Regions from separate parts of the Homo sapiens genome. Here all the other regions are linked to region 1. A link is an interaction called in ENCODE POLR2A ChIA-PET data of the cell type or tissue named here. Cell type or tissue: GM12878. All regions are shown on one strand. Each heading gives the region's core, and the rest is flanking DNA. Links, peaks and the distances in the headings are about the cores only.

Evidence for each region. Peaks named below come from ENCODE experiments on the same cell type or tissue, not always from the same donor. Only the 100,000 strongest peaks of a DNase experiment are listed, where the experiment ranks them.
Region 2: POLR2A ChIA-PET joins it to region 1 with 5 read pairs; 1 of 35 experiments calls an interaction of 5 or more read pairs at or near these places.
Region 3: POLR2A ChIA-PET joins it to region 1 with 5 read pairs; 1 of 35 experiments calls an interaction of 5 or more read pairs at or near these places.

Annotation. Positions count from the first base shown.
Region 1 is chr7:43,160,740-43,171,747 of GRCh38, forward strand. All of the region lies in intron 2 of HECW1 (HECT, C2 and WW domain containing E3 ubiquitin protein ligase 1), which reads left to right. It overlaps HECW1-IT1 (HECW1 intronic transcript 1), which reads left to right. Exons shown (of 7, transcript NR_135295.1): 6 at 871-976; 7 at 2,187-2,448. Among named protein-coding and RNA genes, the nearest start is that of MIR3943, 15 kb to the left of the region's middle. RefSeq lists an enhancer at 3,830-3,889. In GM12878, for the core only: no CTCF peak of the experiment used is centred there; a DNase peak (open chromatin) is centred at 4,222; H3K27ac peaks cover 655 bases.
Region 2 is chr7:43,070,521-43,081,528 of GRCh38, forward strand. LOC107986790 (a long non-coding RNA gene) reads right to left here and starts at 5,859. Exons shown (of 3, transcript XR_001745189.2): 1 at 5,759-5,859; 2 at 1,334-1,468; 3 at 1-234. RefSeq lists a silencer at 2,810-3,104 and an enhancer at 6,890-7,682. In GM12878, for the core only: no CTCF peak of the experiment used is centred there; a DNase peak (open chromatin) is centred at 5,891; H3K27ac peaks cover 1,077 bases.
Region 3 is chr7:41,471,674-41,482,681 of GRCh38, forward strand. It overlaps LOC107986787 (a long non-coding RNA gene), which reads left to right. Exons shown (of 5, transcript XR_001745183.2): 2 at 2,927-3,183. Among named protein-coding and RNA genes, the nearest start is that of INHBA-AS1, 220 kb to the right of the region's middle. In GM12878, for the core only: no CTCF peak of the experiment used is centred there; a DNase peak (open chromatin) is centred at 4,967.

The DNA of each region.
Region 1 (11,008 bases), core at 1,930-6,929:
GGCTTACAAATAAATAAAATGTTATTTCTCCTATTTCTTTCACAAAGGCCAATAAAATTGTATCAAATTTCACCTCAGGGACAAGCTCTTTTGTTCATGAGTTTCAGCACTTCTACTGTTCCCGCCCGCTGTGCTGTGCCTTTTACAGTTGTCGTATTTATTTATTTACTTACTTATTTTTACCTTATTCAATTTACTTTCCTTATTTAAATTTTATAACATCTCTCCATTTCTACAGGTTTTTTTTTTCTCCTTCTAAACCATCAGCTTTCTTGAAGGGATGTTGGCCCTGGGTGTGTGAGTCCCCTGGGTCCTGTGGAGTAAAGCGGGGCTGGGACCTTTGAAAACTCAGAGTCCAGGGAGTGGTGACACACAGGTGGAACTGTGTGTCATGACTGATTGGGAATGAAGGATGACAAAAGAATCTGAATTAGTGTCACTTTTTCAAGAGGCCTCCCTTTTGCAGTTGCCCATTGGTTTCTATGACATGGTTTTTGAGATTGCTTTGGGTTTTTTTTAATGCTATTGGTACAATTATTTTTCATTATGTTGGTTAATGGTATTCCTATTGGTAATGTTTTAGATTCAGTCTGAGAATGAGAAGAGCTGGTGGAGGGAAGTTAGAGATCCCATAGCAACCTCTCTGAAGTGTGGCCTTGTCCTGAGAGCAGAGGGCTCCTAAGCCTCTAGATCCCTTGTGTAATTACAGTGCTTGGTGCACAGCACAGCCCTAGGCAGTATCTGTTGAGTAAATGAATGTAAGGATTGTGTACAGTTCTTAAATCAGAAACAGCACCAGTAGTGCATGGTACAGTGAGACACATTTTCTCTGGCTCTGACTGAGAAAGATATTTCAAATATCGCTTTCAGATAATGCAGCCTTGTGAGATAGTGAACTCTCCATTCCTGGAAGTATTCAAGCTAAGGTTGGAGAGGTGATGACGGTTTCCATTATTTTGGAGGGTGAACTTCCAAGGTCTCTGTATCACTAAGGTGATTCTGTTACTCCTGGCTAATTAAGCTTATGTTTTAGATTTTTCCTTTTCCTTTTTCTCCAGTCCCTAATTCCCATATACACTTCTCTGCAAAGTGTCTTCATTGTGGTGTCACTTGTGTGTATCTGTGTCCTCTGTGCTATAACTGCAATGTGACCCGTTTCCCATGAATGTCCTGGGGTGGTGCTTGAGCTTTTCATGGGCTTGCGCCTTTCACCGCCCACTATTGAACATGCAGATGTGATGGTGGCATCTGTCACTTGCTCTGTGATCACTCTTCTCTCATAACTGGTGGAAGGAAAAAAATGATTTCACGTTAATGAACACCATAAACAATTGGATATCCACTTTAGTGAACATCAAGATCTATCCATTAGTGTGTCTTATCACTCTCAGCTACTTTTTTTCGTTTCCTTGTGTTTTGTAAGGAATTGAAAAAGAAAGCAAGATGATATTTAGAACTTACTTGTTAGTGGATCAGTTTCCTTGGGCTGCCGTAACAAATTACGACAAACTTGTGGCTTAAAACAATAGAAATGTATTCTCTCAAAGTTCTAGAGGCCAGAAGTCTGAGATCCAGGCATTGGCAGGGCTGTACTCCCTCACAAGGCTCCAGAGCCCAATCAGTGCCTTTCCTCTCCTAGCTTCTGGGGGCTCCAGTTGTTTGGTGGCTATGACTGCATCACTCCAACCTCCATCTCCATGGTCTGCCTCCTCTTCTCTCTGTCTCTCCTCTGCGTGTCCCTCACAAGGACACTTGTCATTGGATTTAGGATCCACCTGAATAATCCAGGATGAACTTTTATCTCAAGATACTTGACTCAATTACATATGCACCCTTTTCCCAGATAAGGTCATATTCACAGTTGCCAGGCATTAGGACATGGACATATCTTTTGGAGGCCCACCATTCATCTTATTACAGGCAGTAAGCCAGGAGATTCCATAGGGAGAAAAACTGAGTAAGATCTCACTTGGAGATCCTGGGAATGCCTTTTAATACAGAGGTAGTGGTCCCTATAAACAAAGCTCCCATACTACTGTAATAATAACATTGTAATAATAGCAGCAGTAATTTATGGAGCACTTGTTCTGTGGGAGGCATTGTTCTAACTACCTTTACAAGCATCATCTGAGCTAATCTCTCAACAACTCTATAAAGAGGCAACTATTGTTACTGTTGTTTTACAGATGAAGAACATGAGTCTTAGAGAAGTCAAAGAAGTTGCCTAAGGTCACATGAGCAGTGAGCAGAGGAGTTGCTTACCTTTGTTAGACTCCAAATCCTGTGTGACTATGAAACTCATTAACTGAAACAACCCGGCACCTTTGGACCTGTGCAGGCAAAGGCAAGGGAGTTGACCAGGAGCACACAGCACAGACGAGAACAGTCCCAAAGCCTTTTGCTGTATCCCATCTGTGCAAACCACTCCCAATAAACAAACAAACACACACCAGGCTTCTTGAACAATTTCTCCCCGTTGCCAAGCTATTGGAAGAAAAGAACGCAAATCCGATCAGATTCATTACTAGTTTGAGGATTGCAAATACATTTCACCTTGGGTTGGATTGCGAACCATATATGGAAAGGACACCATGTTGATCAGTGTGCATGCACACACACATACACACCCCCACTGTGTGCAGTGACAGAAGTGCTCATTGTGTGCCAAACACCACCCTTGTTCTGTCCGGGGGGAGGTGCTGCGAAGACTGGGGAGATGGAGGCAGGCTCTGCTTCTGGCTGGATTCCTCAACCCACCTCCCTAGGCTCCCTGACCTTCCATTTGAAGGTCCAGGCCAAGTCGCAGACCATATGCCAGTTATCCAGGGAGCTTGCTACAAGTCACCCTCATGCTCCTGGTCTTCCATTCCCAGCCGTCAGCCAGAACCCAGATTCAGTGACCAGTTATGACCCCTGGGAAAGAGTTGCCCCAGGTTCGATCAACTAAGCTCCCCCAAATGGCTCTGCTTTAATTCTTCCTAATCTTGTTCATTCCCTCCTTGCCTGCTACATGTGGCTGCCAGGAACCCTCACATCTTGGGTCTAACCACTGAGAAATGGTGGAGATGTTTGGATTTGATGGAAGGATTTGGACAAGCAAAGATGAGGGTATTGCAGGTGACTCGAACAGTTGAGTACAACTGTAAAGAAGGAAGTCATTGTCCTGTTCTGGCAAGAGCAAGTAATTTATTTAGTATTTCTAGAATCTCAGTCTAAGAGAAAAAACTGGGCCTTGGGTGACAGGAGGTGGGCAGGAGTTCATCCTGCCCTGGCTGGCAGATTTCACACAGGGAGAAGAGCCAGGGCAGGCAGCGAAGAGAGCGGTTGGAGGCCCAGGCTTGGGTGGAGGTAGTGGGAATGAAAGGGAGCCAATACATGGGGGAAGTCAAAGAGCAGCTAAGGACCAGGCTGGGGAGAGGAATGGCCAAAGAGAAGTCAGAGTTGGCCCGAGTCATCTGGTCTGCATGGGCTGGAGACAGGGAGGCAGCAGAGAAGGCAGGAGGAGGAAGGGCTCAGCCATTGGCACTTAATAGTTATTATTTTTATGATTTATTTATGCCTCAATTACTTTCAAAAAATTAAAGCAGCTAATAAAAAGTGCATGACCAATAAAATGTTAGCACATATTGAAACAGTGTTTTGCATAAGTTGAGTTGAAGGTGCCAGTGGGGCCTCCTGGGGGAAGATTCAGCAACATTGGGAAATCAAGAAGGCACCAGGGTGTCCTCTGGATCGAGCCTTGAGTGGAGGGGGCTGCTCGGCATCTGTGCTGTGTGCCCAGACTCCCCTCAGTGCACCCCTCCTGTGCTCCCCATGGGAAGACACACCCCTCCCTCCTTCCTTTATCAGGCCTCCTGAGGGTCAGGCCCCTGCAGGGCCAGCAGCCATGGCACAGTCCTTGGTGCATAGTGGGTGTGTTTCAGGGCCACTGGACTGGACTTTCCTTTTGGTGTGGAGGGAGGGAGAAGCAATGGAGAAAGAGGCGAGGACAGAGAGCGCCACATCCTGGGGTCAGATCTCCAGGACTGATGGTGCATGTGAGGCAAGTGCAGACTCTTCCAGAATTAGAAAGGAGATGCCGAGCATGCAGCCGCGCTTCCATGGTGTATGATTCAGAATATTTGTCCTGCACTCTGCAGGTCATCATAACACAAGCTCATTCATCAGCGAGTGTCTTAAGAGTGAAGAGTCATGGCTGAAAGCAGAAGGATGAATCAGTGGTTTCTAAAGGTTCCTCTCTCTCTGAGTCAGGGAATGCCCCTTTGTCTATATTTGTAACTGCTCCCTTGTTTCAGAACATTTCCACTTTTGGAGAAATGCCATAAGTTAGTCTGGCTTGAAATTTGGTTTCAATAGTAAGGCCTTCTCAATCCCTAAATGATGAAAATAATAAAATAATGGAAATAAAAGGGATTTTAATTTTCCCTGGCATCTATTTCAAGTATTATTACAGTGCACTGATTGTTTGTAATGTTTATTGAAATGTGTCAATTTCCCTTTTTCTTTTCCTCTGTTTTCACTTTTGTGTCCAGAGTTGGAGATTTCCAGAACACATTGGCAGCCATGTGCATACAATTTCCAACTTTAGAACACTGTGTATGAATTATGTTACATATCATGAGGTTAGAAAATAATGCAAAGGACACTGGGCTTTTGGCGGGGGGGGGTGTTTGTGTGTGTGCACACAGGTATGTGTGTGTGTTTGAATACAACAGCCTCTAATGACATCAAAGGTCATTAATAACAATTCAATCAATTATCCGTGAAGGTGTAAGATGCTTACTCTGTGGAGTTTAGATAGATTTGAGAACATAAGAGTGATTTTATTTTTGCTTTTTGTGCATTTGAAAAGGACACAACTCTCCTATGCAGAGTTTTTGGTTTCTGGTTGTATGATGCTTTTTATCCATACATAGGCGTTGTGAGCCCACTCTAATCACTTAGATTTTTTTTTAGTAATAGTTTCCTTACAATCAATCATGCCAGCAGTTGTGAAAATATGCTATAAGCTTTATATTAAGACAAATAAAGTTGAGATGCTGTGTCTCCAGCAGAAATAACTTCCTTTCTATTTCTTATTTCAATCAGTCATGCCAGAGATATAAAACCATGCCATCAGCCATTTGCATGTGTTGAGATTCTGAGTCCCAATGCAGATTTAAAAGAGGACTTTCCCTCTAACTCCTTGCCTATTAATATACTCATTCACTCATTCAATTATTCAACCAGTGTCTATGAGCTCCTGCCGTGGTTCAAGCACAGCTGGAGTGGCTAGGTCACAAAGATGAATTGGACATGGTTAAAAGTCTTCCTTCCTCTCTGGTGAAGGGATTTTTGTTTGTTTGTGTTTTTGGTTTTTTTTGAGACAGAGTTTCACTCTTTCGCCCAGGCTGGAGTGAAGTGGTGCTATCTCAGCTCACTGCAACCTCTGCCTCCTGGGTTCAAGCAATTCTCTTGCCTCAGCCTCCCAAGTAGCTGGGATTACAGGCACCCACCACCACAGCCAGCTACTTTTGTATTTTTAGTAGAGATGGGGTTTTGCTATGTTGGCCAGGTTGGTCACGAACTCCTGACCTCAGGTGTGTTCCACCTGCCTTGGCCTCCCAAAGTGCTAAGATTATAGGCATGAGCCACTGTGCCTGGCCTGGTGAAGGAGATTGACTTTGAAATGGTGAGTGATAAGCTAGATGCCTACCCAAGCTATAATAGTATTAGGATCTAGAAGCAGCACCCAGGCCAGCTGCAGGGTGGAGATGGATGAGGGAAGGCTGACCCCTGAGCCAACTCTTATTATTACTGATATTTTAAGAAAAGATAGGGGTTAGTCACATTACAAGTAAAAGCTTTTCTTTACTAAAAAGATGTTTTGTTTATTTCACATTGTACAGTATACATTATCCTTCAGATTACATTTTATTGATGATTATAGATGATTCATAACTTGAGAGGAAGTATAATAGGAACCTTTGTCCACTAAAGAGTACTAAGACACTGAGGTGAATGCTGCAAACCATTCTGTTGGTCAGGTGGAAAGGGCCCATTTGAATTATTGATCTTAATTAATTACCAGCACAGGACTGAGGGTGGGGCCAGGGAGGGCAGCACAGGCCCAGGCCATGGCTGGTCATGGGTGATGACAGGTGCTCCTGGAGAGCTCAGCAACTGTGGCCGCATGTGGATGACCCCGTGTGCCAGGCCCCAGGGGACTTCACCTCTCAGGCTGTAGGCAGCCACTGAATGACGCAAGGCAGGCAAGAGGCATGACCAGAGTGGGATGTTTCCAAAAGACCCCTTTCTGATGAGATAGTGGATTCACTTCCCATTGCTATAACAACTTATCACAAACTTTATGGCCTAAAGCAACAGGAATTTATTCTCTCAGTTCTGGAAGCCAGAAGTCTCATATTAGGTATGAGAAGGGCCATGCTCCCTTCAAAGGCCCTAGAGGAGGATCCTCCCCTATCCTCTTCCAGCTCCTGGTGGTGCTTGACCTTTCTCGGTTTGTGGCCACATAACTCCAGCCCTTGCCTTCATCTCCACATGGCCTCCTTCCCCTATGTCTCTGTGTCTTCTCTTCTATTCGAGGAATACTAGTCATTGCACTTAGAGTCCACCCTAAATCTAGGGTGATTTTATCTCAAGATCCTTGCTTAATCACCTCTGCAAAGAGCCTCTTTCCAAATAAAGTCATATTCTGAAGTTCTAGAAGGGTGGATATGAATTTAAGGGATCCACTATTCAACAACTCCAGATGGAGGGAGGTTGGAAGAGGTTCGGAGGATGAGGTCTAGCAGGACATGGGAGGACATTACAGAGGAACCTACAAGAAGTGAAAGAGAATGCATAGGTGGCATGCTGGGGCAGGTTTCAAGAAATGTGTGTTCAGGAGGAATAAGGGAGGAAAGGGTAAAAAAGAAGGATGAGGGATTGTGGCGTAAAAGCCAAACCTTCACAAATTTGCTTTCCACCCATGTAGGTATCTTCTAGCATTAAGTTCTAGTTCAAGTACCACCCTCTCTCCTGTAATGGCTGACAAAAGTGTTACTAGGATCACCTCATTTAATTCTTAAACAGTACTATTATGATCACTCACACTCTAACACACACCCTGTTTTAAAGAGGAAACAAATTGAGGCTTGGAGAGGTTAGGTGGCTTGCTAGTAAATAAATGCTGGAGCTAGAATTTGAACCAGACAACCATACTGTAAGCCCAGCACTCCTGAATACTCACACATCACACATACCCCTCACCAACACCACACCACCAAGTAAAATTATTCCTCCCATCTCTAAATCCCCATAGCCCGTGGTGTACGCTTCCTTTCGGCATTTGTTCAATTACCAACTAGTTTATTTTTACAAGTAGATTTGTGTACGTGTCGTGAGGAGAGGGACTGGACATGTTTCACTTTTGCATGATGTCCCCAATATCTTGCACCTGCATTGCACAAAGATCATGTTTATGAGTGTTGAATCATGGGATGCTATCTTAATTCAGACCACAATTATATGTTCAGCCTGTGTGAGAGACAGAGAGAGAGAGACAAGGAAACATACAGCTATTATACAGTATGTGGTGTGCAGGGATACAGGTGAACACACAGAGACCTTGGGATGCATCTCATATGTATGTGCCAGCTGGGCATGGTGGCTCACGCTTGTAATCTCAACAATTTGGGAAGCTGAAGTGGGAGGACCCCTTGAGGCCAGGAGTTTGAGACCAACCTGGGCAACATACTGAGACCCTATCTTCTCAAAATTTTTTTTTAAATTAGCCAGGCATGATGGTGTGTGCCTGAGGTCCCAGCTACTCAGGAGACTGAGGTGGAGGGATCACTTGAGCCTAGGATTCTGAGGCTGCAGTAAGCTGTGATTGTACCACTACACTTCAGCCTGGGTGACACAGCAAAACCCTGTCTCCAAAATAATAATAAGAATAATAATAATAGTATGTATTAATCAATAGGGATAAGAGACACATACATAGACAGACACAAATCAGTGAAGGAGGTGAACAGGCAATTCACAGAGGAAGTAAAAGTCAATAAGTATACGCAAGGATACTCAGTTTCACCTGCAATTAGCACTATGCATGTTAAAACACTGACAAGATATGATTCTACTCCAACCAGATTGGTGAAATAAAACATTTAAGGGGGGCAGGAAATTTCTCATTGTTCACTATAGAAAGATATGCACCAAACTGATAATAAACTGAAATGGTGGCTTCTGAGAGCTTGGGTGAGGGGTGATTTCTTGGAGGACTTTACTTTTACCTGTAGTATTTAAATTGTTTTACCAGGAGAATATGTTCATGCATTACTTGTATATTTGAAATTAGTAGGGAAAGAAATCAAATGCTCTCCCTCAATTTACATTACTGGGTAATTACAAGGGATCATATGCTATTCATTGCTACTCCCATAGCTGAAAGAGGACCCTGCATTCCCAATTCTGTCATCTTTCCACTACATTTTGATGATAAGTTAGATGAGATCCGGAAGTTCAGGAAATACCTGTATGGAGGTGAAATGTAAAGCCTAGAGCTGTGTTTCCCAGGGGCTGGACACTTTATTGTCATGGGGGCTGACCTGCGCATGGCAGGGTGTGACACAGCATCCTGGCCTCTGCCCACCAGATGCCAGTAGCAACCCACCCCTCACCCTTTCTACTGTAAGGTGTAACAACCAAAAATGTCTCCAGACATTGACGGATACCCCTGGGAGATACACCCTTTTCCCCATTGAGAACCACTGGTGTCCAGAGAAAGCTCAGAAAAAGAACTTAAGCATCCCAACTCAGCCCAATTTCACTTCTATGAGAGTAAAAGTAATGGGCTTAATCATCATATGCTAGTACTTTGCTCTTGCCTAAAATGACCAGTGTTATAAACTCCTTAACAAAAAGTACATTATATTGCTTTTCTTATCTTTGTATCTTTTTTTCTTTTCTTTTTTTTTTTTTTTTTTGAGACGGAGTCTCGCTGTCGCCCAGGCTAGAGTACAGTGGCATGATCTCGGCTCACTGCAAGCTTCGCCTCCCGGGTTCACGCCATTCTCCTGCCTCAGCCTCCCGATCTTTGTATCTTAAACACATCTCATCTTCCTCCTCATGATGCCAATTCCCCACCCCCAGGAGACAATCCCCTACCTGGTGAGGCTGATTGATTTTGAGCCTCTAGGGTAGCACAGAGCCACATGTATAGAGGGTAAGTGATTACTTTGTCTGCCAACATCGTCTTTATCAGAACCGCTGGACAGATCATTTAATGCAGGGGTCCCCAACCCCCGGGCCATGGGGCTGGTACTGGGCCATGGCCTGTTGGGAACTGGGCCTCACAGCAGGAGGTGAGCAAGCATTACCGCTTGAGCTCTGCCTCCTGTCAGATCAGTGGTGACAAGATTCTCATAGGAGCACGAACCTTATTGTGGACTGCACATGCAAGGGATCTAGGTTGTGGGCTCCTCATGAGGATCTAATGCCTGATGATCTGTTACTGTATATATTAACATGTAATAATATATACATGTATATACATTATATATTACAATGTAATAATAGTAGAAATAAAGTGCACAATAAATGTAAAGTTCTTGAATCATCTCAAAATCATCCTCCCCCACCCCTGTCTGTGGAAAAATTGTTTTCCACGAAACAGGTCCGTGGTCCCAAAAAGGTTGGAGACCGCTGGTTTCACGGGCACCCTTGGCTCCCAGTCACATATGAGTTGGGACTCTTGGTTATGGAAGAAACCCATGCAAATTAGCTTAGGCCAAAAGAAGGGGTTAGTCACCGTAAGGTTACAGCTCGTGAACAGACCCGGAAGGGACAGCACACTCTCACTGGCAGAGGTCAGGGTGGCTGGAAAATAGAGGTAGCAGGGGTTGCATTTGAAAGGGCCTTGTCAAAGGTGCATGGTATGTATTAACAGAAAGCAAATTCACAGATCATCCAGGCCTGGAGGATGGGTTGGGAAGTGAGAGTGAGTTCAGGAAGGACTTATTAAGTGGATGCCAGCTATCCAGTGAGGGATGAAAGTGGCCCAGCTGACCGTGCAAAGGTGGGGATAGAGTGAGTACATAGACCCCAAGGAAATCAGAGTTGGCTGAGCTGAAAGTAGGGCGGAGCAGCACATGTGCAGGGTGAGTGTCCTTGCCCACACAGGGAGGAAAAGAAAAACGTTTGTGCAAAAGGTTAGGCAGCCAGGGGAAACATGAATGAAACCAGTGTCCTTGAGCTAGAGAAAGTGACACTGTTGTGGATCAGTCGCATTTTCGCTTCCTTACAAAAGCTCAACAGGGGCACACTGTGGTTGGTCAGATGGGAGTGCACAAGCATGAAAATCCATGGATTTGGTATTTGAGTCTTCTCAAATTTTAACTTAAAAATGAAAACATGAAAATAAGTGTGTGAGTTTAGAAAAAGTAAAATGCTTGACTTTCTTATGCGGAATGAAGATTGTGCCTTTACAATCAAGGAGTTCCATATATTCTGAGTGGTGGGAAATGTGATTCCACTAAATATTGAACTGTCCAAAGTTACTGGTGAAACACAGGCACATACACACACACACACTCAGATGGTTAAGATTTCGTGTGCTGCTTTTATAAAATCTCATTTTTTCACAGTTGTATTTTCCAGTCCATAAGTCTGCTATTTCTTTAGTTCTTGCTCAAAGCTTGAATGAACGTTGAAAAGTTTGGGCATCACACTTTTGGTCAGCCACTGCGTGCTGGCCAGGCTCCAAGGAAAGACGACCCTCAGGGGCTCCAAGGAAAGGACAATGCTCAGGAGCTCCATGTTCGCAAACAAGTGGGAAACAGCCTCTTAAAAACCATTTCAATACAATAGGTTTTAACAGATGCATGCAGTACAATGAAAGGAAAAAAGGGGCGTTTAGCTCATATCCTAGAAAAATATCTAAGCCTGAGATTTTGAAGAATTGTCTGAGAATGATAAACTATCAGACTTGAAAGTGTTTAATACAGAATCTTCCTCAATGGATTGG
Region 2 (11,008 bases), core at 3,121-8,120, 89 kb before region 1:
TCTTTTACAATAAAGATTTACCTGTTAGCCCAAATCTGTCAAAACCTAGTGTAATATTCTTTTTACATTCCCATAGTAAATACCAGCATACAAATTCATTTGAGTGTCATGATTATTCCACGGATCAATGAGTGTAACAGATTGTGTGAAGTTGGTATAAACTGCATTACCATTGAGGGTTTCTTTTTTAACATCTTCCACTTGGACAACGAAAGAAAAAAATAGCTCCATTATCTGAAATAAAATATAACATAGAATATAATTAAGATGATTATTAATGCTTTTTATTTACATATGTTTGACTTTCAAGCCATCTGGCATCCCAGCTCTCTGCTTTATTTTTCTTTTGCCCATATTTCCTTCCTTACTTATTGTTAACGTAGCTTTATCTTATCTATTGGTATTTGTGAATTTCCTTAAGTCTGTTTTAAGATTTCAGGGGTAAATGAATAAAATAACTGATAAAATAGGCATTGTTAACAGAAAAACCAGCTCTGTAAAATATTTTAAAGAGGTTTATTCTGAGCCAATATGAGTGACCATGGCGGGGGAACACAGTCTCAAGAGGTCCTGAGAAAGTGGGTTTTACTTTTTCACTTTTTTCAGTTGCACACCAGGGTGGGTATGAATTTATAAAAGTGGCTTCCTTTTGAAATTGTATCACAGTGTGCTCTGAAAGCTGCAGAGGGCTACAGGGAGAAGGTGCCTTGTTTGTGATAGAGTATTAAACTTTCTATGCTAAAACTATGGAAAGCAATCTTCCCCTGCATTCTCTTTTTGAAATTATTGATGCTTTGGGAACATAATTACCATTTCCCTTGCACATCCCATTTCTTAAAATAAGATGTTTTTACAATAAAGATTTAAAATATTGAGGGAGCTGGGTTGCAGTTGAGTATTATACCTTTCGGGGAGGCAAGAGTTACAGGCAAAGACATCAATATTTTGCAGGTCTGTTCAGCTAAAGACAGGGTCCTTGTCCGTCCCCGGGCCATGAAAATTTAGGCTCAAAGACGGTTTGAAGGGTGGGTAAGACAAAGTTTTATTCGGTGAAAAGTGGGGAGAAAAAGGGGGAAACAGGGATCCTCAACAAGTCAGAGTCCCTGCTAGAGTGCTTGCCGCCAGCGGCTTGAATTCCAGGTTCCACACAGAAGAGGAGGAGCTGGCTCCTCCCTGCTGCAAAGGATGTGAACTATTGTGGCTCCATCCCAGTGTGCAGGCCAGCTGGAGTTTCTCTGGGGACCCCCTCCCACCTGGCTGTCTCATTCCCCGCTCTAGAGAGGTACATCTAACTGCCATTAGAATAAGGATAAGGAAGAAGAGCGATCTTAACTGCCTCCTGCTGACAGGGGGCGCTGTTTTGGGGGAAGCCGCAGTCAGAGCTCCCTCAGAGGCCTATTTAAGGGTTCCCAGCAGAAAGGGTCGTCATCAGAGGCTCCTGTTGCATGACTGACTGTAGTTTGATGGCCTGAAGGCAAGAATAGACAAACCAGCTTATTAGAAAACATGTATCAAAACAAAACAAGGAGAGGGGTAAGAACAGCTCAAAAATTCCAAGGCCTTTTACCAGTTTGCACAAGGCCAAAAGCCCAACTGGTTAAGAAAAAACTTTACGCTTTTGCCAGCATGTCAGTCTTCTGGGTTCCCTTCCCCTGAGCCCATTCCTAAGCCAGCCAGGTTAAGGTTTGGGAAATTAATTCTTTCCAGTTTGGAGGATGTTTCTGAGGGGAGTGTCCCATAGTATGAAGACACAATTACCTATCAGTGAAGAGGACAGAGGAGGAGAAAGGAAAAAAAGAAGGTGTTTTTTTTTTTTAAAAGGAGTCCTAGAGGTTCAGGATGCATTCAAAAGGGGTACAGACTGAAGGCGAATGGCTACCCATCTAGAAAGAGGGGGGCAGGCATCCCTGGTTCCCTTCTCTTCCTAGAAGATACCCAAGGTATTGTGGGACAATCAAAGATGGGAGAGACCGAACAGAGTGAGTCCAGGAAAGGTCTTTATTAAAAGGTGATCACCTGGCTCAGTAGGACTAGCGTCCAGGAAAGTCTGAGCCCCGGACAAAGAAAACAGCCACTTTTTAAGCAGCCAGTGGCCGGGAACTATGTGATGCAGGAAGTGTACTTACAGAAGTGAGAGCAAAGGCAGTTGATCAGTCTTTTACATTTATTTATATTACATGTTTCACATCTTTGGGAAACCATTAACTGTATAAACCATTTCTGTGTCAACCTTGTAACTTTGCAGCTGTGCTAGGGAGGTGAAGCAGGAACTCGCTGAGCCTCAAGGAATGTGAAACTAGCAAGTACAGATAAGGCTCGCTGAGCACAAAAGGAAAAACAGGCAGTTAGTATTTTTCTCTAACTTACACTACGGGGTGGGGCTACACTACAGTTAGCTTTGGAAGGAAAAAGTAAACATTTTTGGTTGTCTTTGATTATACTTGTAAAATTCATAAATTCCTTCTTCAGAGGTACATGAGGGAGAGAGGGAAAAGCATCCTCTTTCCTCTTCCATCTTTGCATCCCCAAGTCCCAGCAACCTTGGCAGGTGCCACCTTGGGTGGAAGAGCGGCTTGCACCCATGAAGCAGGGGGCCTAGTGGGTGAGAATCATCCGCTCTTATCCACATATGCCCTATCTCCCCTGCTGCCAGCAGCCTTGGATTCCCTAGACCTCATTTATGCCACGGATATTAATGTGGTCTTTATCCATGAAACAGGAAGCCTGGGGTTGGCTTAATCGGCAGGAATCAGCCACGCTTACCTGTGTTGTGCCTTTTAATTTCTGTTATTGTCTGCCTCTGGATCCCTCAGATCCAGTTTTCTTTCCTAGGGCTTTGACCCGATGCTTGGAATTGAGTTTGGGACAAAAATGTGTCTCAGCGGGGGTTGCATGGACTTCTTATCATAAGCCGAATGCAAAAGTGAAGCTGTGGAACTGAGTCCTCCTCCAACAAGAGAGAAAAGGATGTCTTGTGACACACCCAGATAACTGGTAGCTATATTTATGCTTGACAGAATTTGGGTGCATGGTGCTTGGCTTTTGTTAGCTCCCTTGGTCTTACTTTCCCAAAAGGAAACCTCCGAGTGATGGGCATCCTATTTATTCCATTACCTGGCAGGATTTGTAGGATAATTGCTCAGAACTAGAATATTGATCTGAATTTCTACATTACCTATCCCCTTTGTTCTTTCTGAGCTGCAGCCAGGGATTGCTGGTTGGTTCATAGGAGCAAGCAGGGTTAGTCTAAAATGTAGGCAAAAACTTAAAAACAACGAATGAGTTTAGAATTTAATGACAAATGTTGACCCAGCAATCCCATTACTAGGTAAATACCCCAAGGATTATGAATCATTTTACTATAAAGATACATGCACATGTATGTTTATTGCGGCACTATTCACAATAGCAAAGACTTGGAACCAACCTAAATGTCCATCAACGATAGACTGGATAAAGAAAATGTGGCACATATACACCATGGAATACTATGCAGCCATAAAAAAGGATAAGTTCATGTCCTTTGCAGGGACATGGATGAAGCTGGAAACCATCATTCTCAGCAAACTAACACAAGGGAAGAAAACCAAACACCGCATGTTCTCACTCATAGGTGGGAACTGAACAATGAGAACACATGGACACAGGGAGGGGAATATCACACACCAGGGACTGTCAGGGGGTGCGGGCTAGGGGAGGGATAGCATTAGGAGAAATACCTAATGTAGGTGACAGGTTGATGGGTGCAGAAAATCACCATGGCACATGTATACCTATGTAACAAACCTGCATGTTCTGCACATGTACCCCAGAACTTAAAGTATAATAAAAAAAGAATTTAATGACAAATGTATAAGTTTTGAAACATGATTTCTCTCTCCAGTCCTCATTTTTGTTAAAAAAAAATCATCATAGGACTGAATGGTTTACAAAATAAATTTTAGTCTTATACTTGGCCTGATTATTTGCATAAAGTGCAGCAAGAATAATTCTTTCTAATTAGGCCTTTTAGATTGGCTTTGATGGAAGTTTGTTCCACAAGGAATCTCAGATAAGACCTTTTAAAACTGAGCCCAACCATGGGTTTGTATCCTCAAAACCCTGTGAGTTGGGTGATCCTTTCCTCTTAAGGTCCCATAATAAACTTGGAGCTCCTGGACCTGTTAGAAAGTGACATTCTTTACTGACCACAGGTCAAGAACCCTGTACACGGACTGCATAGACAAGGGTATGAGACCAGTTTCCTCACTGGGCTTTTATTGGCTCTGCAAGTCAAAATTGACTCCTTAAAGGGAAGCATACCCTTCCAGTCAAATCCTTGGTAAAATAACGACTTTCTCCAATTGTGTTCTGTTGCAAAAGAAAAATGGATTCTTATTGCACTGATGCAAACAATGATATTGCCATAAGAATATTCACAAATAGTTTCCAAATTCTAGAGGATTCAGGCAGAGAGAAACAAACGTGCTCCAAATTTTTATCACAGGAGTGTATAACTTACTTATTAAAGGCTGTAAATAGTTCAAAATAAGTTTCCTTGACTCTGAAAAAATAAAACAAGGATCAGAAATATTCCAAGCAAAGGTCAAAAAGATTTGCTTCAGCTTCCTGAGTTCAGTCCAGTTAGTTAATTCTTGTTTTGCTTGCTATTCATGAACATTTCAGCTCTTTATGAGTCCTATACATTTTCCTTTATTCCAGTGATACAACCTCTAAAGTTATCAGAAGCCTGCATTTGAGAGCACCTGTTAAAGTTCTATAGCTCATTATAAACCATTTTTGAAAAGGATTAAAACAAGACAACAATTGTCTGTGAATAGCAAAATGTCCAGGATAGTTACTGTTAGAAACAACGATTGACAAAGAAGTTTGGTTATTTCCACGGTTTACAATAACCTAACATAACAACCCTAATTACGATGGATAGCATATACTTGCACATTAGAATTTTAGATAATCCCATACAATTTTGGAACATATATTAGCATTATTCACCAAAATATAACCTAAAGAAGATTGAGCATCATTTTGGCAATCCCATGTACCTAAACATGTTAAATAATTCCTTTTACCTCTTTTCTGGACACTTCATGGGCCCTCTGAAGTATTCAAAAAGCCAGGTGTCAGGAAAGACAATTTTAAAACTTAAGGTCGATTTTGGGCAGCCTTTTAAATATGTTTAAAACACTTGATATTATGAAATAGAATTCCAGATTACCATAAGTTATTTATTTTGCCAAAAAGATGACTTCGAAATTTTAAATAATCAAAAATCTTTTATAATCCTTTAAAAATTTTGCCAAAGAGCAGATTAACGCCTTAGGAAACCTTGTTATGCTTTTATTTCAATGCTCAATTTACAGAAAAAACCATATAATACCCTTTTTTGAATTTAGTCAATACGTTCACACACAGAACCTCTTCTGCAAGATTGATTTCCGTAATTCTTCTACCCCTTCTTTGAACCTTCAGCTTTTTCCTGATTTAACTCAAAAAATCCTTTAATCCTTTAATCCTTAAAAACTTTAGGCAAAAGTTTACATTTCCATGCCTTCTTATAACCTTTTACTAAAAAATACATTTTACTGTTCTTACACACCTTGCATGCAAATCTATTTCTAGTAGTTTCAATTAACTCCTAGCTATTTTTAACTTTAAGGTAAAACTTGGTAAGTTGCTTTAATTGTGTGCTAACTGCAGCTAAGCTTTGCCCTCTTAGTTAAGGACGCGGTTAGTTCCTTACGTCCCCAGGTCTTACCAGTTGTGAAGCCAGAAAGTCAAATAGTTCTCAAAACCCAGAAGTCAGTTTGCAACCTCAAAACACTTAGCAAACCTTGCATCTTGAGGGACTAAGTGGCTAAGTTGGCTGGACTTCCTGGGTCCCTAGGGACTTCCCTAAGGGGATTTTTTCCCCTAAGCCAAAATAAGTCACAGCTGCAAGCTAAGGGCTTGAAACGTCAACCAATCAAAGGGGACTTTCCCCTAAGCCAAAATGAGTCACAGCTGCAAGCTAAGGAATTGAAACTTCAACCAATCATATAGGGCGTTTAAGCTCTAGCTGCAGCCTGATGTTTTTAACCAATCAGGCCTGCCAACCCACAAGTGGATAGAACATAAGCTAATTCTATAGGACAGAAAAAGGAAAAGAGGAGGGGTCATAATGGGATATAAGCATAAGACACCCAAGCCAAAATCGGCAACCTTTCCGGGTCCCCTTCCACCACGTGGAAGCTTTATTTTCGCTTTAATAAGTCTTGCTACCGCACACTCATTGGGTCTGTGCGTTTCTCTAATCAAGCTGTAACACTCGCCGCTGCGGTCCACAGCTTCATTCCTTGAAGCCCGTGAGACCACGAACGCTTCAATCGAGAAAAACCTTTGATCTGAAGAAGACTTCTTGTCTCACATCTGACCTGCATTTAACCAATAATCTTTAAGGCTGTTTTTATTTCTCAAAGATTAAAGTCACGTGAACTGAAAGGTACCACAGCTTTTAACTTTCCTTAAAAAAATACTTGATCCAAGCACTTGTTTTTCTTTAGGGCAAATTAAGTAGAGCTCTTTTTACAGACGTTACACACAATACACACACAGAGAGACAGAAGAAAACCCAGTCTTCACAAGATCCTTTTTCACAAGCAAAACTTTACAGAGTACAAACAGTGATAGTTGGGGGACCTGGCCTAGTAAAAAAAGTCTTCCAAAAGAAAAAAAAAAACAACTTTAAAAGTTAACTGCTGACGGGGTAGAGAAGTGGAAGCAAAAAACAGTTTTTAAATGCCTGGAGAAGAACCTCTTATTCTTATGCAACTGGTTCCTCCAGCAGGGAAAAAAGCTTAAGCTTAATTACTGTCCAATAGAGTTAAACCCCTTGGCCAGGGAAGGGGAAGACTGCAGCAGCAGTGCGTGGCTGGGAACCAGCCAGCCAGCTGTGCCGGACCCTTGGGCCATGCGTCCTAGGCCCAGCAGGGAACAGGCAGGGAATAGCGGGTGGAGGGGAGCTGCTGCTCACGGGTCCCTCCCAAAAAAGGAAAGAAAAGGCCATGAAAAGGCCCGGGAGTGACGGGGCGGGGTGGAGGGAGCGAAATGGTTTCCTCCATCCTCAGAAGTGTGAGGATGAAAAGGCTCAGAAGCAACAGTGAGAGTTTTTGAGTCCCCATTTCACTCACTGCTTCTCAAGCCCCACACTGGGAGCCAAAAATGTTACAGGACTTTTTTAGTTCAGCTAAAGACAGGGTCCTTGTCCGTCCCATAGCTATGAAAACTTAGTCTCATAGACAGTTTGAAGGGTGAGTAAGACAGGGTTTTATTGGGTGAAAAGGGAAAAAACAGGGGAAACAGGGATCCTCTACAAGGTCAGAGTCCCTGCTAGAGAGCTTCCGGCCGGCAGCTTGAATTGCAGGTTCCACACAGGAAGAGGAGGAGCCAACTCCACCCCGCTGCAAAGGGTGCAGACTTCTGTGGCTCCGCCCCAGTGTGCAGGCCAGTTGGAGTTTCTCTGGGAACCCCATCCTCCCTGGCTGTCTCAAATACATGGAAGATATACACTGATTCAGCCCAAAAAGGTGGGATATCTTCAAGTAGGGGCTTCCAGGTTATAGATAGATGCAGAGATTCTTCAATTTGCAAATGGTTAAAGGAAGAATACTCTGTAAAAATTCGGAGTCAGCAGAAAGGAATGTTTAAGATAAGAAATTCTGTTAACATGGGTCAGAGTGACGTATAGGGGTGTGTGACTTAACCATTGTCTGGCATGGCCTTAGGTTTTGTTTATAATTTGGTGTCTTATTGTCACAAACAGTTAATGTTATGTTCTTTTTGTTGTTGTTGTTAATGTTATGATCTCTATTTTAGCATTAATGCCAGTCAGTTGTGCCTAAACTCCAAAAGGGAGGGGGTGTAACAAGGCGTGTTCCACCTCCCTTCCCGTCATGTCTGGGGATTCAATTTTTAAAGTTTCTCTGGGGTACTCTTGGCCAAGAGGGGGTCCGTTCAGTCAGTATGGAGCTTGGGATTTTATTTTTAGTTTACACTATATACCTATACCTATATCAATATATATCTTTAAAATCAGAAACTAAAAGTATTTAAAGTGGGCAATTATTTCAGCTAAGGAAAGGGGATTCCTGCTCATTCTTGGATCAGAGTGGGAATAAATTCCCAGGTGTGGTTGAAGTAAATGGGATGGCAAACCAGCCAACCCATGGGACCCTAGACTGACTGGTGTATAAAATGATGATACAACCCCATCAAAATATTGATGTACCTGCATAAATGCATGGCTGCAAACTTTCACAAAAATGAACATAGGAAAATATAAATGTGTATCATGTACATATTTTTTCATTTTCTGTGTATTACAACGTTTTGACATCTTAAAATACTCTTTCTGAGTACAGACTGACTCTCCTGGGGCTAGCCAGTTCCTGGAGGTAACAGAGAACTTAGCTAGGAGCATGCCTTTGATATGCAAACTAACCAGCCGGAGCCATACCTCCTCTTCCATCCGAGGAGGAGGCAACATTATCTGCCTTATTACCCCAGGCCAGGTTCCGGGCAACTAGGGACCACCTTTTTGGTTTAGAGCCCACCGAAATGATTCAAACTAGCCAACTCTACACTGCCTCCCCTGCCTTGCCTTTCCGTTTCTGCAAAATCCAGAATAAAAATACTGGCTTTGACTTTCCTCGGCCAGTTGACCAAAACCCGGCACTTCCCCTGTGACCCTGATGATTTGCTGTGACCCCTGCTCTAGAACTTGGGAATATAACATACTTTGTTCTCTTGTGCCTCTCCTGTGTTCCCTCTTGTGGCTGCACCTGACTGACCATCACCTAAAAGAGGACAGAACAAAACACTTGACAGCTAGTGATAACCTTGAAAAAACAGAACTCAGCAGATGGAAGGAGAGAGCCCTACTGTATGAGCATCGTGTGCTGAGACCTGCTATTGACTCCCAGGTACGTTACACGTACAATCACTAAGCTCCAAAAACACACTACAAGGTAAGAATTACTATACTTCTGTTACAGATGAGAAAATTCGAGAATTAAAAAGGCAAAGTAAAACACCTAAGACTTCATAGCAAGTCTTATGAATTTTACACCATCACACAGGATGTAAGAAATATAATCTGTTCTTACTTTCTAAATCAAGTTTAATTGAATTGCTGGCAGAGGATTCAGTCTCTGACACTGCTTGGGCTCCCTCACTGGCCCAGGCTCCTACAGAAGTCTCAAGAGAATCATGTCATTCAAAATAGCACTAATATCAGAGCTACAAAAGTTGATCTCATGGAGGTAGAGAGTAAAATGATAGACACCAAAGGCTGGAAAGGGAAGAAGGGAGGGAGAAATGAAGAGAGGTTTGAGTGAGTATGCAAACACAGTTAGATGGAAGGAATAAATTCTAGCATTCAGTAGCATGGTAGAGTGACCATAGTTACCAACAACTTATTGTATATTTCAAATTAGCTAGAAGAGAAGATTTGGGATGCTCTCAACACAAAGAAATGATAAATGTTTGAGTCAATAAATATCCCAATTACCCTGATTTGGTCACTACCCACTGTGTGCACACACCAAAATAACATATGTACCCCATAAATATCTACAATTATTATGAACCAATTTTAAAAAATAGCTCCAAAATAGTTATTATAATCTTTAAGTCACACCAGTAACCAGAGATATGCTATTATTCAAAGCTCTATGATCTTTTGTCAATGGTACAGCACTAAAACATCTTCCCACAGACTGGGCACATTGGTGTATATTGATTAGTCCCCCCAGCACCCCGAATACTAGTCCCCTCTGAGGGCTGAGCAACCCTCCTCTCTCCAGCTCATGTTGTAAGGAAAGAACTCACTCCCATTCTTCTCCTCTTTAGAGACACTCTTCCCACATTAGCCCCTTCCAACCTATGTGCTATTCCTCAAACACTACATGCATTCAGAGATTACAACCACCAGAAACAACACAGTACAGGGAATAAGAGTAAGCATGGTGATGATGGCAGGTTGGATCTAGGTGGCTGTAGTATCCACAAGTTAAAAATGCCCTTTGGTAGTATTGTATGCTACCTATATTACAGTTTTATATAAAAAGCCATTCTACCAGATTCTTGTCTGTGGATTTAAAACTTAAGAACAAGAGACACTGGGGAAATTACATCTTAATCCAGCTCCTCACAGGTGCAGCCCATCACTCAACCTCTGACTGTACATCAGGGCAGACATCAATGCACATCAATACATCAACAGATCCAAAAGTACATTTCAGGTACAGTATCTCATATGATCCCACTCTATGACATTATGTTTGACACTTGGTCAGCACTGAATACATATTTGCTGTGTACATTCTGTAGGAAGTAGACATCAATGGGTGGTAAAAATGTAGGGAAATGATGTGATTATACCTGTGCGTCATCAAAATCACTCACCAGGCAGAGGGACTTGATGTGGTAGATAGTAGAAGCAGAAAGACCAGAATATCTTTTAACATTTATAGTCAATCCTCATTACTTGCAGATTCCAAAAAAATGAGTTTTACCTCTAGCTAACATTTATATGCAGCCCCCAAATCAATACTTGCAGCATTTTGAGGCCATTTGTGGGCATGCACAGAACAGCAAAAAATTTGAGTCACTCAACATGCACGTTCTCCACCAAGGCTGAGCAAGCCAACACTCTGCCTTCTTGTTTCAGCTCTCATACTGTAAACGAGTGTCCTGTTCACAGGCTACTTAATGCCACATTTTTTTATGGCTTTATGCATTTTGATGGTAATTTCTTGGTTTTTTTTTTTTTTTTTTTTTGAGACTGAGTTTCACTCTTGTTGCCCAGGCTGGACTACAATGGCGTGATCTCGGCTCACTGCAACCTCCACCTCCTGGGTTCAAGTGATTCTTCTGCCTCAGCCTCCCAAGTAGCTGGGATTGCAGGTGCCCACCACCACACCCAGCTAGTTTTTTTGTTTGTTCTTTGTATTTTTAGTAGAGACAGGGT
Region 3 (11,008 bases), core at 2,130-7,129, 1.7 Mb before region 1:
AATCACTTGAACCCAGGAGGCGGGGGTTGCAGTGAGCCGAGTTCGCTCCGCCGCACTCCAGCCTGGGCGACAGAGTGAGACTCTTGTCTCAAAAAAGAAAGAAAGGAAAAGTCTGGCTTTGCGTCCATGTTGACTAGGATGACAGTGGTGATGGAGGACATATGGAAAAAGTGGTCTATGAAGGAAGGAAAGTTTGGGTCCAGGTCATGATCTCTGCAATGAGCTGTCTTGGTGTCCTTAGGCAAGTTACTTAACCTCTCTGAGCTTTCACTTCCTCATTAGAAAAATGGAGATGATATTAACCCCAAAGCATGGACTGATTAAAATTTTACATGAGATGTATTGTTCTATTTTGCTAGGAAATAGGATCTCAGTAAGCATCTCCCACAGTTGCCTGCCCAGTATTTTATCCTGTGAACTAATAAGAAAGGTGCCTTATAAGTAAAGTGACTGTATAATTTATTGTCAAAACCAAAACACCTTTGTGACCGAAGAAGTCCACTCTTAATAATCACGCCAAAACAACACACAGAAACTGGAATCGTCCCAGGAGAACAAGTCACTCTACTTACAGAGACAGTTAGGGAAATTTCTGGTCCAGGAAAATCAGTGGGCTTTGCTGACAAGGATGTCCAGAAGCTTCTAAGAGTAGATTTGAATGAAACCTGAAGTTCACAGGCTAAGAAAAACAGACAGGCTTCTTTAGACGTAAATGGGCTGACAAAGAGAACAATTTAGTTTGGCCCTGGGAAATAATTGAGTTAGTATTAGGAAGGGAAACTGGAGACAGGAAGAAGGAAAGAAAGACCCGAAGGAACCAGATCTTGAAATGAAACTACGTACCTACAATTTGCCTCTCTACACTTTGGAGTTAATATAATAACCCATGTTCTTACATTCCAAACAGCTGGTTATATTTTAGACTCTTGATGACTCATTTTTAAAAGGGCACCCAAAGCAAAAATATTAAGAAAGCAAGGTTTACAAACCTAGCATGATCAGTTCAAGAAGTCCTAGTCATTCAGCGGAGGGTAGTAGAATCTAATAGGATCTTCCAGGATTTTGTCCTAGAGATTCTTATTGTGCAGCATGAAGACCATGGGCAACAAGGGGCTGGGACTGTCTCTTGAAATTGCAATATAGTTAGTCCTCCACCAATATTGGTTTTCCCTAGCATGCTGCAGTCTAGCAATTTGATATTGTGTGCTCTCTATGGAATGCAGTCCAGTCCCTTTAATCAAAAGGAACCCTCACTACATTCCTCCTTGCAGTGGGCCTGTGGGCAGACAGAGGGTTAGAGAAGGGAGGAGAGAATGAGGTAGGCTCTGCCCTCTGAACATATGCAGGGAAGACTAGACACAGCAAAGCAGATCCCTAAGACAGAATTCACTTTATATGCAAACATTTTTCCAAGACAAGCAGACATGAAACGAAGGAGACTACAAGTCTAAAATGCATTAAATTTCAAGCAATTAGAACCTAGTTAAAAAAAAGAAAACATAAAGTGTAGGCTAAATAATTAAAAATTGTGGAAGAGAGTCTTCCCCAGTTAACTTTGATATCAATCCATTTAAAAACTGCATTAAATAGAAGTTTTAGGAGCCTTTGACTCTCAAAACAAATAAGATGTCCATGTTAAATGCATCTTATTTGAGAGTCAAAGCCTCCTGAAACTTCTATTTAATGCATTTTTAAAATGTGTGTGTTGGTAGCCACGGCAGAAGGATCACTTGAGGCCAGGAGTTCAAGACCAGCCTGGGCAACATAGCTAGATCCCCCTTCTCTACAAAAAGATAATCAAATAGCAGGGCATGGTGACATGCGTCTGTAGTCCCAGCTCTCTGGATGCTGAGGCAGGAGGATCACTTGAGCCCAGGAGGTTGAGGCTGAGGTGAGCCATGATCGCTCCACTGCACTCCAACCTGGGCAACAGAGAGAGACCCTGTCTCAAAAAAAAAAAAAAAAAAAAAAAAAAGAGGCTGAGTGTGGTGGCTCATGCCTGTAATTCCAGCACTTTGGTAGGCCGAGGAGGGTGGATCACCTGAGGTTAGGAGTTCGAGACCAGCCTAGCCAACATGGCGAAACCCCGTCTCTACTGAAAACACAAAAATTAGCCAGGCATGGTGGTGAGCACCTGTAATCCCAGCTACTTGGGAGGCTGAGGTGGGAGAATCACTTGAACCTGGGAGGCAGAGGTTGCAGTGAGCTGAGAAAGAGCTGCTGCACTCCAGCCTGGGTGACAGAGCAAGACTTTGTCTAAAAAAAAAAAAAAAAAAAGTGTGTGGCCGTAAATCCTGGAAACATAGTTTCTTCTACAAAGTGAATATGCCTTTGATACTATTATGCATATTCACCTATGTTCCCAGACTTTGTGGACACTCCGTGGGTGCAATGCCATCTTTATTTGTCTTTGGTAATAAGGAGCTACCCTAAGCATGCCAGTCTTTTTTTCTCCAGACACCACATGTGCTGTGCCCTCCTACATCTGCTCCACCTCCCTTGCCATGAAAGCTTACTCACTTCAGGTGATCTCCTTCCTCGATTGTCTCAATCTGAGAAAGAAGAGGCGTGTGAAGAAGGGTCATCAACTGTTTAAATGACATCCTCTCCACTTCCAGGGGAGAAAACTGACCCACAATATGCTATGTACCACGAAGAATCACAACAATTTTTAGGAAAATATGGGGTTATGTAAGTCAATTATCTTTCACTTGCAATCGATGACTAGACCCACAAGGATAAGACAGAAGGTCAGCTTCTAAGATGGACCCCAATAAGCCCCACCTCCGGTGTAATCCATGCTATAGGCCCCCACCCCCTGTCTCCACACATGATACCAGGGCTGGTCTGTGGGACTAGTGGAATACAGCCGAAGTGACAGCATGCGACGTTGTGTCTTCTGCCTTGCCCTCTCTTTCTCTCTCAGATCACTTGCTCTGGAAAAAGTCAGCGGCCAAATCATGAAAATAGTCATGCAACTCTACAGAGCGGTCCATGTGGTGGGAAACTGAGGCCTCCTGCCCACAGCCACATGAGCAAGCCATCTGGAAAGTGGCTTCTCCAGCCCCTGTCACCTTCAGGTGCCTGCAGCTCAGGCTGACATCCTGGCTGCAGCCTCAGGAGAGACACTGAACCAGAAGCACCAAGCTAAACTGCGCCTGGGTTCATATACTCAAATGACATGTGAGTAATAAATGCATATTATTGTTTTAGTTACTAAGTTTTGTTGTAACTTATTATGCAGCAGTGGCTAAAGAAATACCACATCCCAGATGTGAGCAAGAAGCCTTTCACACATCATACCCAAGAAATCTATGGGATCTATTCTGGGAAGGGGCTTAGGAGCTGAAAAACTTTGGGAATAGCTGACCAAAATGCATAGACAGCTGCTTAATTCCACTAGAACCATCTTATTATATCCCAGTGGTAGAAGCACAGCCTTAGATACTATTTCAGGGTGAGAAAATTAAAAAGGAGAAAACAATTTATAAATGTAACTGCCACAGGCCAGATAGAATCATGGTCAACTATAAAGACTTCGACTCCCTGGGCTCAAATCTCAGTGCTTACTTATCATGAGATCATGAGTAAGGTCTTAAACTTCTGTTGCCTTGTCTGTAAATTGGGTATGAACACTTAGGGCTGATGTTTTTACTTTTATTTCACAGATGAGAAATCTGTGCCATTGAGGGGTAAAGCAACTCCCCCGGGGTCACTCAGCTTATTCAAGGCAGCCCTGCTCTAGAACATGTGGGTTTATATCTATTGTACTCCTCTGTCCTTCAGTAATAACATGATGTTGTGGTAAGCATTAGAGAGGCTAATGCATGTAAAAACTTTAACATAATAATCATAAAACCAATGTCAGCGCTTTATCTATTTACTTAACCTCATTGTTAATTCCCAGCCTCCTGGCTCCGATAGCCCTGTGGTTCTCAGGGAGCTCCTACGATCGGGGGATCGGGTGACAACTCTAGGTTTATCCAGAAAAGATAAGGGTTCAATGAACTTGGGGCATGAGTAGAGACAGACCTCTACCTTCCTCACCGAGCTTCCTTTCCACCTGAAGAGCTCAAGTTCTCTGTCTTTGGAAGTGGCCCCTAGGCATCGCTATTTAAAAATCCTTTCTACCAACACATTATCCCTGCATCCCCTCACCCCTAAAATATCAGTTTACCCAGAAGGAAGGCAACCAGCATTGGCTCCCAAAGAAGAAAGTCCAAAGATAAAATGAGGAATTTGATTTTATGAAAATCAGAACTAGAAAGCAGAAGACAGGGTCATCTAAGCTAGACCCCAAAACAGGAAATAGTCATGTATTGGACAAGTACAGTCTGGCTTTGCTTAAATGACTCAAGATATGCATCCATCTGCTGATAACTGACCGAGCAAAAAATGTTTCTACATAACTGCAGAAACCTTTTCAATATTTTGACCCCCAACATTTGTTTTTCACTGATTTGCTTCCTTTTTTAACTTTGTGGTGAAAAGTTTTAGATTTGACATATTGAAAACTAGATGTGCATTCTAAATGCTCACTATGCTGCTTTATGCTCACAAGCTGCATTATGCTGCTTGTTATAGATAAAGTCACAAAGTAACTTCTGTGTCAATGGGTTAGTTCCTGGACTAACAGGAGGGGGAGACATGGAGGACAATATCTGGATCAACAAAAAGACTGGCATTAGCCAAGGTTGCAGCCAGCCGTTCCCTTCTTGGATTTCATTATTTGGGGACTTCTCATCTAGCTCTGTCACTCATTAAATTGTGTATTTAGAATTATGAAAACAAAACGGGGAGCCAAAGGTGCTACTGATGGCTTAGAGGGATTACATAATGATGGCAGCAATTTCCATTCAGAGGTTTTAGAATTACCACACAGTGTGATCTCAGAAATGAGAGACAATTGCAAAAGGGAGATGGTTTAACTGCTGTTTTTTCCACTACAGGTTCTCAGTAGAAGACCCCAATTTTCACCCTAGGGAGGAAGATGGTTTCAGAATTATTAGTCTTCTACTTGCTGTAGAAACTGTTTACTTCTCTTTTCCTTCTTTTGTGTCTCAAAGCTCACAACTCCACAGAGACCCAGGAAAGAATGCTTAAAACAAGAGTAAATATTATTACACATGTGGACCTTTGAGATATTTTTAAAAAGCAGTAACACCCTGCTCCGCTGCTACTATACTCACAGACTCTCCTAAACTGTTTAATGTAATTCCAATATTGGATTAGTTCAAAATGTCTCCATCTGGGGTGCTAAAAGGGCATTGGGTGACTATTGTGAAAGTCAAAAACTCCTAATCTGAAAATTCTAAAATATACTGATTTATTTATTTTTGATGGACTGTACAACTGTGAAGAAGCTAAAACTTTCTTAAACAGGTTCAAGACTTTTCCACAATTCTGGCTGGTTAAGTGTTTGGGCCCAGGTGAGGCCCATTCATTGGTCAGTGAAAAATCTCAGTGATGACCTCTAGCCCCTACCTGATGACTACACAAGAGAAGATTGCTAAGATCTAACAATGTTATTGGGCCGCCTTGATAACTAGCTGATAGGCAGTTCAATAGCAACTTAAATAAGAAGAAAGCATTAAAGGAGTAAAGAAAACTCAGCGAAAAAAGCAAAGTGTGTAGGATAAAATTTTACAACATCATCTCCTGCTAGCATGCATTAATGACAGTGGTAGACTTCTCACACTTCATAACAAATCACAGCCCAGTGTACTGTTTATTGAACTTGAAAGGGGTTCAATAAACAACAACTCTTCAATAAATGGACTCTGAGCTATAGTTACCTTAAAAGATGATGTACAATGTGCAGTTTGCAGGTAGCAATGCTTCTAGTGAACATGTGTAGAGGAGACCAGCTCTGGAGTGTTGGGTGCATGTCAGAGTCCCACATGTTAAGAAGGATATTGATGAACACTTAGCCCCATGGCAAGTAGCAAGCATAATGAGGAGGTTGGAGAAAATGGAGGAAACGAGAAATGTTTGCACTGGAGAGAAGATGTAAAGACTCCAAAAACATGGGGAGCAACCATAGAGAAGAAAGTGTAACTGAGTCTGAGAGGCTCTGAGTGACACAGCCAGGGGCAGTGTGTTTGCACTGCAGGCACTGTGCTTTCAGCCCCACCCCAGGATGATTTTTTAAACAGCTAGAACCGTGGAATGTCAGAGTATGCTGCCTCTTTAAGGAGTGAGAGAGAACAGCAGTCAATGGATGACCGCTAGCCAAAGATGCTATCCAAGTTATTTTTTGATTGGATGAAAGAGTGAATGAGATCAAAGCTTTCCTAACTGTGCTAGATGGAACCCCTTCTCTCAGGGCCACTTAAAACTGTGTGGCAGGAGAAATGAGCCCCAAAACTCCCAAATGCTTCCACAGAGCAATGACTCCTTTATCTGTTGTTGGCACTGGGCCTCTAACTTCAAGTAAGGCATACTTGAACAAGGATCCTGTAGCTAAATAAAGCATTTTGAAGAAAATCGATGGCTTCTAAACTGAGCCCTTCAACAGAGCACAGAAAACCAGGAAGAGGGGCCCAGGGCCGACTGCTTCAGCAGAGCAGCTTTGATGCTTCCTGATTCACACATAGGGCCTCTGAGTAAATTTCATTTGTATAAACGTTTACACAGTTAAAAAGATTTCAACCACTAGCTTAGATCACATCCAAAATCAAGTTCAATTCTTAGATTTCTGTAATTTTATGTTGCATGACTGACTCTAATCTTATCATTTCTTAACTTCCCCTATGAATCATTTTTTCTTTTCATTTTCTATTTCTGAAATCAAAGCAAATGCTTCGGGATAAACTGCCCATTTCAAGAAATTGCAGAACTGAGTTCTAGGCCCACATGCTGAAATTAGTTATAGGACTCAGAATCAATTTAGGAAGATGCTAGGACAGTAATCGTAGTGAAATAATACTATTCATCTGTGTAGTGTTTTTTTTTTCTTTTTTCTTTACAAAGGATCTTAATTTCCATTACTGTATCTGATTCTGAAAACAATCCTGTGAAGAAGGCAGGACAGATAAAATTATTTCATTATTCAAATGAGTAAACTGAGACATAGAAACATATATGTCACATAATCAAGAGTTAAGTAGTGTTTTGTTTCCAAAACTCAGTTTTGGAAGTTTTGGTGTAATGAATTTTCTATAACCATGTAACCTTAAGTGGTCAATCTTGCAGTAATAGCTGAGAACTCTAGAAATCTTTTTAATATACTTATCTTTGGAAGAGAAGCTAGAGCTCAAGTTTTTTGCTGAGAAAATATTATCTTCAGAGAACATTCTCTTTTTTGAAGGTCAGATCTTTTTTTACCTTTTCAGAATCTGGATTTTCACAGGAATGCACCACAGTTTTTAAGAGATTTGATCTTCTGGTGGACTTTTGTTATCAGAATTTCAGCTTTTGGCCTTGAAGTCAAGTTCTGTTTTTAATTCCTAACAATATTCCATTAACCACAACAGTGGCACTGAAACAAAACAAAGCAAAACTTTTCAGAGCTTTTAAAAGGCCAGAAACATTGTGTTAAGTGAGACTGCCATAGACTGCTTGGGAATTTTTTAAATCTACCATTCTAAATGGACAAGAGATAAACAAGAGGGTCCTTATTTGTAAGCCTAGTACACTGTCCAGAGCTCACCTCTGGGGAAACTTGAGCCAAATAACCAATGACCAGCATTTACTTTCCACTTGTCATCAAGGAGTAAGGCTTTCTGAGTGGTCAACGGTCTGTGCCAATTCATTCTGAGAGAAAGATATTACAGGAGAAGCTAACTTTACATTAATCTACTTTCCTGTCTTGGCTGTGACATTTTCTTCATCTTATCAGAGTAGTTAAAAGGAAACGTTGTGGGGTGAGGGGAGTGGGGAGGGATAGCATTAGGAAATATACCTAATGTAAATGACAAATGACGAGTTAATGGGTGCAGCACACCAACATGGCACATATATACATATGTAACAAACCTGCACGTTGTGCACATGTACCCTAGAACTTAAAGTATAATAATAATAATAATAATAAAAGGAAATGTACAAAGATCAAATAGATGTCTGCAAAATTTAGTGGCATGAGAGGAGATATTTGACCCCTTCCTTTCCAATTTCAAAAGAGGGAATTTACCAAATAACTTTTACAATGAAGGAAAAGCAAAATCATCATCATCATCATTATAAAACTTGTCCTAGTGTTATAAATTAGGAAAGATTGCCTTGCAAATGATGGAAAAGTCCAAGAATTTCCACTAGATGTTTTACAGATGAAATCAAGTTTTAAAAGGACACCCAGGGCTCCTACAAAATTTCTCCCCAGAAAGCCAAGAAAACAATGTGACTTCATAAGAAAACAACAGAGGAGATAATAAACGCCAGGAACATTCCCTAGTCTAAAGGCCTAAGGCGGGTGTTGGTATCAGAGAGTAACACGTATATTCAGAAATGTATATGTACAGCTAGCAGTAATCATAGTAGTTGTAGTACTGGTAGTTGAAAATTTTATTTGTATGCATTGGTCTATATTTACTGTTTTGCGGATAGCCCTGGACTTCTTTAAGTACCCAAATTCAGATCTTTTTTAGGACAAAATAGTGTGCTTTTATGCCTCTCTGTATTATTTCTGTTCTACTTCATATGGTTTGTTCTTCAATGGATCTCTGTTGCCTTTACTTTTAAGCGGTCAACATTTTTTTTCTGATTATTTTCCTTTGCTCAACATTCTGTTTCTCAACCTGGCTCTCCACATCACTAATCACATTTTTCAATGCCACAGACACTCTAAATGGATTCCAGATTCACCTTTTCAGACTTCAAGGCTCCCAGAACAGTTACTTCCCAAATCAAGCTGGCTCTGTTTCAAGGAATATTCCTCACTATGCCAAGGAAAGTTACTGGCTTCTCTCCTGCCTCCTGCCCTCCCAAAGTAATTCTGCCAAAGTCCTTCTGTTGCATGCAGTGGGTGGACACCTGGATGCTGGCATTGCCATCGGATTCTGACCTTTAAAAATGTGTGTGCGCTTGTGTGTATGTGTGTTTACATATATTTGCTAGCTCTGTCCAATGAGAATGCTGGAAAGCAGCAATACCTCAATAGTAATGAGCACACCTGGCACCCAGATTTTGGTTTCTAAATACCATTCTCCACTAAAAGGGTTTCTTGGAGAAGTGGCTGATTCAGGACTGGAGCAGGAAAAATACAAGGTAAATATTGAGCATTTTACTGTGCAAGAAATTATGGTGATACAGCAAAACGATGCAGGTGCCATTTTAAAGGAACTCCCACTGCCTAATTGAGGGGGCAATTTGAGCATTAAAATAAATAACAGTGTTAATAGATTATAATCCATGGAATGATATGGAAAATGATTAGTTGACAGAAATATTTAAAAAGTTTTATGAAGAATATGATCTATACAGAATTTCAAAGTATTTCTCTACAAAATACTTCTTAAATACAAATGGAAAAAGTGCAACTTTACTGTGGAGAAGGCTGAATAATAACACCTCAGTCAAATGAGTAAAGATAATCAGTAATAAGGAAAATAGAAATTGTGAACCACCTGATAGAGTGCAATGAGTTGTCCATAATATTTCTGCTCTCCCACTATAGCTAAACATGGACCTCATGGGAGACAGTAAGGGGGAAAAAATATTAAAACCAGAGCCTAAAATAAGGTGACAGACAACCAAGCTAATCAGCTATGAGAATAAATGCAAGTAGGTTAAACTTCCCTATCAAAAGATACACACACACACACACACACACACACACACACACAGAGAGAGAGAGAGAGAGAGAGAGACAACATATACTCTATGCTATGCTCAAAAGTGACCCATAAGCAAAAAATCTCAGAAAAATGAAAAGCAAGACTTAAGAAATCTCAAAACCTGGAAAGTATAAACTAAATAAAGCAGAGGTTGCACAATAGTGTTACTGTATAAAGCAGATTTTACTTGGAAAAAATAACAATGAAAGCAAAAACATTAGATGTATCATTTCCCATAAATCATGCACCTACTCATTCCTAGAGTCTTTCTTGAGGGAACCATAGCAGGAATAAATGGTAAAAGCACTATTACTAAACATTATTATTGAATAGAGTTATTTCTTGTAAAATTTGGGACTCAAGTACTGGATTCATCACAGTGCAAAAGTGTAACTTCTTCTCTGTGCTGAGAGAAAGACATGGGGAAGAAAGAGACAAATGAACAAAGACAGAGAGAATCTCTCAACCAATTGACCCACCTAAACATAAGAAACCAGGAAGTGAAAGAGAGGCCAAGATTTGCTTGGCATTTTTAATGCAGTTATCACATAGACATCCAATAGCTCTGACTATTTGCCCCCACCCCACCAACACAGATATTATTTTCTCTATATAATAAAAATAGACAAATAGAGGTTTTGTTCTCTGTCTTGTCAGATTATCAACTGGAGATGAAAGGAGGAAAAGATGGGGATGACAGAGATGAGTTCACAAGTCCTGGAATAATAATAATAGAGATAGGAAAATTTCTCTTTCTTTAGTTTAGCCTTGTTTTGTTGCCCCTAATGCTGATCATTAAACATTTTCATCCAAAGTCCACATAGGGGACCAATATTTTAGAGGTTGTTTTTGGGTCTCTCTCTGGTTGTCTTGCAAACGTAAGAGAATTTTTTCTATGTTCTGGGAAATAACAATTTAAAGACCATTTTTTCTAGTATCAAAAAATAAATTGAGGCATGATAAGAAAGAAAGCATTTGCTCACAATGCCTGAGGTTGAACAGGCCTAGAACACACGGTGTGTGGCTAGGACAGTGACTTAGGCCAGCACACCACAGGGAAGAAAACAAAGAAGAAAGGAGAGAGACAATCGTCTTCCCACAGTGAAGGATGGCCATTGTAATTATCATTCTTATTAATGTGCTTCAAAAGATATTTAATACAATTCAGTATCCATTTTTTATTTAAAGGAGGGCACAAAACAAACACAAAAAATAAAACTTAATGAGAAGAA